Linked DNA regions of Homo sapiens: region 2 is linked to region 1. The links are chromatin contacts, found by Hi-C or POLR2A ChIA-PET in ENCODE. All regions are on one chromosome and are shown on one strand. Each heading gives the region's core, a stretch centred on a gene start or an enhancer-like site at or near the end of the contact. The rest is flanking DNA. Distances are from core to core; before and after follow the strand shown. Region 1 holds the start of MRM1 (mitochondrial rRNA methyltransferase 1). Region 2 holds the start of SOCS7 (suppressor of cytokine signaling 7).

Evidence for each region. Hi-C counts contacts between places; a loop is a spot of excess contacts on that map. ChIA-PET counts read pairs that join two places held with the same protein, here RNA polymerase II (POLR2A). Pooled maps may share reads with other maps.
Region 2: a loop to region 1 is called in a map of dorsolateral prefrontal cortex, with 4 times the contacts of the local background. The contact joins the promoter of SOCS7 here to the promoter of MRM1 in region 1. A Hi-C loop is called at or near these places in 1 of 168 maps with a recorded cell type or tissue (dorsolateral prefrontal cortex) and 5 of 50 pooled maps. POLR2A ChIA-PET finds 5 or more read pairs at or near these places in 2 of 52 experiments (BJ and Caco-2).

Annotation. Positions count from the first base shown.
Region 1 is chr17:36,600,332-36,603,031 of GRCh38, forward strand. MRM1 (mitochondrial rRNA methyltransferase 1) reads left to right here and starts at 1,252. Exons shown (of 5, transcript NM_024864.5): 1 at 1,252-2,021; 2 at 2,222-2,315. The coding sequence starts at 1,480. It overlaps DHRS11 (dehydrogenase/reductase 11), which reads left to right. Exons shown (of 7, transcript NM_024308.4): 7 at 1-473.
Region 2 is chr17:38,350,482-38,353,221 of GRCh38, forward strand. It overlaps SOCS7 (suppressor of cytokine signaling 7), which reads left to right and starts at 1,363. Exons shown (of 10, transcript NM_014598.4): 1 at 1,363-2,551. The coding sequence starts at 1,572. LOC124903991 (a long non-coding RNA gene) reads right to left here and starts at 515. Exons shown (of 2, transcript XR_007065738.1): 1 at 437-515; 2 at 1-244.

The sequences.
Region 1 (2,700 bases), core at 2-2,501:
TTGTTTGAGATTTTTATATCATCTTGTCAAATTGCTTCAGTTGTAAATGTGAAAAATGGGCTGGGGAAAGGAGGTGGTGTCCCTAATTGTTTTACTTGTTAACTTGTTCTTGTGCCCCTGGGCACTTGGCCTTTGTCTGCTCTCAGTGTCTTCCCTTTGACATGGGAAAGGAGTTGTGGCCAAAATCCCCATCTTCTTGCACCTCAACGTCTGTGGCTCAGGGCTGGGGTGGCAGAGGGAGGCCTTCACCTTATATCTGTGTTGTTATCCAGGGCTCCAGACTTCCTCCTCTGCCTGCCCCACTGCACCCTCTCCCCCTTATCTATCTCCTTCTCGGCTCCCCAGCCCAGTCTTGGCTTCTTGTCCCCTCCTGGGGTCATCCCTCCACTCTGACTCTGACTATGGCAGCAGAACACCAGGGCCTGGCCCAGTGGATTTCATGGTGATCATTAAAAAAGAAAAATCGCAACCAATCTGCCTTGGCTTCAGGAGTGTCTTTCCATTCTTTCCCCTTCTCTGTGATCAGGGGTGCTTGTGTCTCAGAATTTCTTCCAGGTAGGTCCCAGGTGGGTGGATTGGGGGCCTCACTCATGGGAGTATGGATTACCTTAGGTAGCAGGAATGGGTTTGTTTGGGCCTTGAAAACATGTAGGAGTTTGACAAAGCGAAGACAGGTGTGCAAGGCTGAGAGGTCTGGAAGAGCATGCAGTGCTGTGCGAACAGCTCAGAACTTAAGCACAGGAGCAAGGAGCCAGATGGGGCTGAAGAGGCAGCTCCTTCCTGCCTTCCTGGATCGCTGGGGGGCTGAGTGCTGCGCAAGAGTCTCGCCATTACCTGTGGGACGGGGGCGTTAGTGAGCTTGTCAGCAGGAACACGACAGGCTCAGAGTCACTTAGGAAGAGAATCAGCGGCCCGGGATAGGAAGTGACTGTTGGGGTCCTGCTGGCTGGTGATGGGCTAGTGAGAAGTTCTGGGAAAAATCACCAGCGCCGGGATGTGGGGAGGGAGGCAACAAGACTGAATTGGTTGACCAGGAAGGCCAACCCATCTCCTTAAAGGGCCCTTCACTGGTGCGTGGGTGAATGCGGTCCCCGGCCTCCTGGGACCTCGAGGAACACAGGACGCAGCCGGTAGTACGGCCAGCTCAGCTCGCCGCTCCTCTAGCCTTGAGGGAGGCGCTGTGGGGGACAGCCTGGCAGCCACGCATGCGCAAAACACCGTCAGGAAGGGGCCGGGGAGGGGCGGGCTCCCGAACCCGGAAGCGAGGGACCCACGTGGGAGCCTGGGAGCGGGTGGTCGTAGCTCGGTAGTCCAGTTGTGGGTAATCGGGGCTGTTTGTTCCTGTCCGAGAGAGCTCGGCGGAGACGGCTGTCGAGTACCCTTCACCTCGGTGTTGGGAGCCTGGGAGCGAACTGCGGCGCGGGTTACCGCTCCCGGGGACGCAGCAAGGGGCATCGAGTCCCTGGCGGGAGCTGCGCCATGGCATTGCTCTCGACCGTCCGGGGCGCGACCTGGGGTCGCCTCGTCACCCGTCATTTCTCCCATGCAGCGCGGCATGGGGAGCGGCCTGGTGGGGAGGAGCTAAGCCGCTTGCTGCTGGATGACCTGGTGCCGACCTCTCGGCTGGAGCTTCTGTTTGGCATGACCCCGTGTCTCCTGGCTCTGCAGGCCGCCCGCCGCTCTGTGGCCCGGCTCCTGCTCCAGGCGGGTAAAGCTGGGCTGCAGGGGAAGCGGGCCGAGCTGCTCCGGATGGCCGAGGCGCGGGACATTCCAGTTCTGCGGCCCAGACGGCAGAAACTGGACACAATGTGCCGCTACCAGGTCCACCAGGGTGTCTGCATGGAGGTGAGCCCGCTGCGGCCCCGGCCTTGGAGAGAGGCCGGGGAGGCGAGCCCAGGCGACGACCCCCAGCAGTTGTGGCTCGTCCTCGATGGGATCCAGGATCCCCGGAATTTTGGGGCTGTGCTGCGTTCCGCACACTTCCTCGGAGTGGATAAGGTCATCACCAGCCGGAGAAACAGGCACGGACGTCCCTCATTCTCTATGTGCCCCAACTTGGAGACGCAGCCGAGTTCCTAAGCACCTTGGCCCTTGGGTGATCCCTTAGCCAGACTTACCTGTCCCAGAACTCTCATCCCCCTAGCCCTTGGGAGCCCTGGGAGGGTAGGGAGCCGGGCTTGAGATGGCCCAGCCTAATGCGGGGAACGGGGAAACCTTGCAGCTGCCCGCTCACTCCAGTAGTCAGCAAGTCCAGCGCGGGGGCTATGGAGGTGATGGACGTGTTCTCCACTGATGACCTCACCGGATTTTTACAGGTAATGAGGGGCAAGAGGGGAAGGAACAGATGTGAGCCCAGCTCAGCCTCTTCAAGGGGACGAAGCTAGCCCCTGGCGAGGGAGAGAAAGGGGCATGTTGGCACCGCTTCCTTTGGCCTTCTAAATCCCTCTGGGGATGGAAGGGTCCTGGAGTTTTTAAAACGGCAAATGGAGCATTAGCTGAATTCTTCCTAGCGTTATACCCTTTCCTGCACCCCTTCCCCAGGTATGCACCACTTTGCCTCTTCTGTAAGTCAGCCTCAGTGTCTATTTGCCTACTAGGTCGGGCTTCAGTAAATGCATTTTGTTCAGCTGTGGGGAGCTGCGTACAGGAGACCTGAGTTCCTCGAATAGGGCACAGCTTGAAAGGATGTTTGAACAAGAA
Region 2 (2,740 bases), core at 113-2,612, 1.8 Mb after region 1:
TCACAGGCTATGAACACATTTCCATTCTGAAAAGGTCCCTCTGGTTGCAGGACTCAACCCTCCACCCTCTTCCCCTCAATGCACCCTCAGGTATTAGAAGTCACTGAGTTCTGCAGCTGATCCTTCCTCCTTTTCCCTTGCATCTCTCAATATCTCCCACTGGGACTATTTCAATGGGCTCCCTGCCTCCAGTCTCACCTCCTCCACACAAAAAGCTTGATCTTATTTGATCCTCACAACATGCCTGCAAGCAAGCAAAATTGCAATCCTTATCCCTGTGTAAAGATAAGAAGGCCGGGCGTGGGCGCGGTGGCTCACGCCTGTAATCCCAGCATTTTGGGAGGCCAAGGCGGGTGGATCACCTGAGGTCAGGAGTTCAAAACTGGCCTGGCCAACATGGTGAAACCCTGTCTCTACTAAGAATACAAAAAATTACCTGGAGCGAGGCAGGAGAATTGCTTGAACCCGGGAGGCAGAGGTTGCAGTGAGCCAAGATAGCGCCATTGCACTCCAGCCTGGGCAATAGAGAAAGATTCCATCTCAACAACAGCAAAAACTTAATGTGTTGTCTGTAGCCGTTACATTATGAATAGCACAAAAATTGAGTAAATATTCTTCCAGTATTTGAAACCGTTTTCTGACTCAGCAAAGAAGTTGCTCCCATCATTGACAATCCAATTAAGTTTTGTCTTTTTCAGTTTTATCAACCAACATTCACCTTTACAATTACACTCCTAGGTCAACTGCAATCACAGTTTGGCTACCCATATAAGAGTTTGGCAAAAATCAATGAAAGCATTCTGTGAGAAAGAGTTATATGGAATTTGCCAATTTACTATTAATTGTAAATTGTGAACTACACATCCTTTATGTCAGTAAAACTTAACGACAAATTTTTGTACCTATATATGTGCATACATTCCCGTTCTCCCCCCAGAGAGCTGGTTGTTACACATTTATCAGTACAGCACTGGGTCTAGAACACGATTCATGTACTGATTCCACAAACATTCACTGGGTGCCAGGCGGACGGAGATACAGATTAATGATGAAATGACTCAGCCAAGGTCACACATCGCAAGCGGCGTAGATGGCAGAACCATATGTGCTCCCAAGGCCAGCGGCGCGCTCCCAGGACCAGACCATGGTTTCCAAGGCCTCTCCACTCTACCGAATGGGATGGCCTGGGCCTGGGCGCCCAGGAAGTGAAAAGCAAGGACCGGGAAAAGAGACCAACGCCAGCCAACAGACAGCTCACCGCCAATAGGGGCCGGGGGCGCGCGCGGCGTCACTCGCCGTGGAGGCCAGCGCGAGCACGCCCTGGGGAAAGTGGCGTGGCTAAGCCCTTCCGGAAGTGACGTCGGCTTGGGGGCGGTGCTCGGCGGTGGCGGAGCGCGGCCTGGGCTCGCGCTGGGCTCCGCGCGCCCCCCGCCCCCCTCTATGAGGCAGAGGCCGCGGCGGCCGTTAGCGCTGTCGCTCCGGGGGCCGCGGCGGGCGGGGCTCCGGCGGGGCCCGGCCTAGTCCCCACCCCAGCCCGGCTCCCAGCCGCCCGCCCTCCCTCCCTCTCCCCGATGCAGGAGGCCGAGCTCCGGGATGGCGAGGCGGCGGCGGCGGCCGCTTCGTACCGCGTCCTGAGCCGCCTCCTTGGCTATGGAGAGGCGGCCCCCGAGCCAGGCCCTCCGCCACCGCCCCCGGGCCATGGCCCCCCGCCGCCACCCTTCCTCGCGCGGCCCGGCCCGCGGGGCTCCCGGCCGCCGCAGCTGATGGTGTTCCGCAACGTGGGTCGGCCGCCGGAGGAGGAGGACGTGGAGGCGGCCCCGGAGCCGGGACCCTCGGAACTGCTGTGTCCCCGGCACCGCTGTGCCCTGGACCCCAAGGCCCTGCCGCCGGGCTTGGCGCTCGAGCGGACCTGGGGCCCGGCGGCTGGACTAGAGGCGCAGTTGGCGGCTCTGGGGCTCGGGCAGCCGGCGGGGCCGGGGGTCAAGACAGTCGGTGGGGGTTGCTGCCCGTGTCCGTGTCCTCCTCAGCCGCCCCCTCCGCAGCCCCAGCCGCCTGCTGCCGCCCCGCAGGCCGGGGAGGACCCCACGGAAACGAGCGACGCGCTGCTGGTCCTGGAGGGCTTGGAATCGGAGGCCGAGAGCCTGGAGACTAACAGCTGCTCGGAAGAGGAGCTCAGCAGCCCGGGTCGCGGAGGAGGAGGGGGCGGCCGGCTTCTGCTGCAGCCCCCAGGCCCTGAATTACCTCCGGTGCCCTTCCCGCTGCAGGACTTGGTCCCTCTGGGGCGCCTGAGTAGAGGGGAGCAGCAGCAGCAGCAGCAGCAGCAACCTCCCCCGCCCCCGCCTCCTCCCGGGCCCCTCCGGCCACTCGCGGGTCCTTCTCGGAAGGGCTCCTTCAAAATCCGCCTCAGTCGCCTCTTTCGCACCAAGAGCTGCAACGGTGGCTCCGGCGGTGGGGATGGGACCGGCAAGAGGCCTTCTGGAGAGCTGGCTGCTTCAGCTGCGAGCCTGACAGACATGGGAGGCTCTGCGGGCCGGGAGCTGGACGCGGGGAGGTGAGACCGGCCGGGGGCTGGCCGACAAACTTCCTTTTCTTGTTTGGTTTCCCTTTTTATCTATTGCTATCGCGATCCTGACAGTTCTTAAGATAGGGTCTTCAGGAGGAGGCAGAGACTTGGGACCAAAGGTGGTAACATCTCGCATAAGGTCAGCGCTAATTGTGGAAACAGCTTTCACTCTTAAAG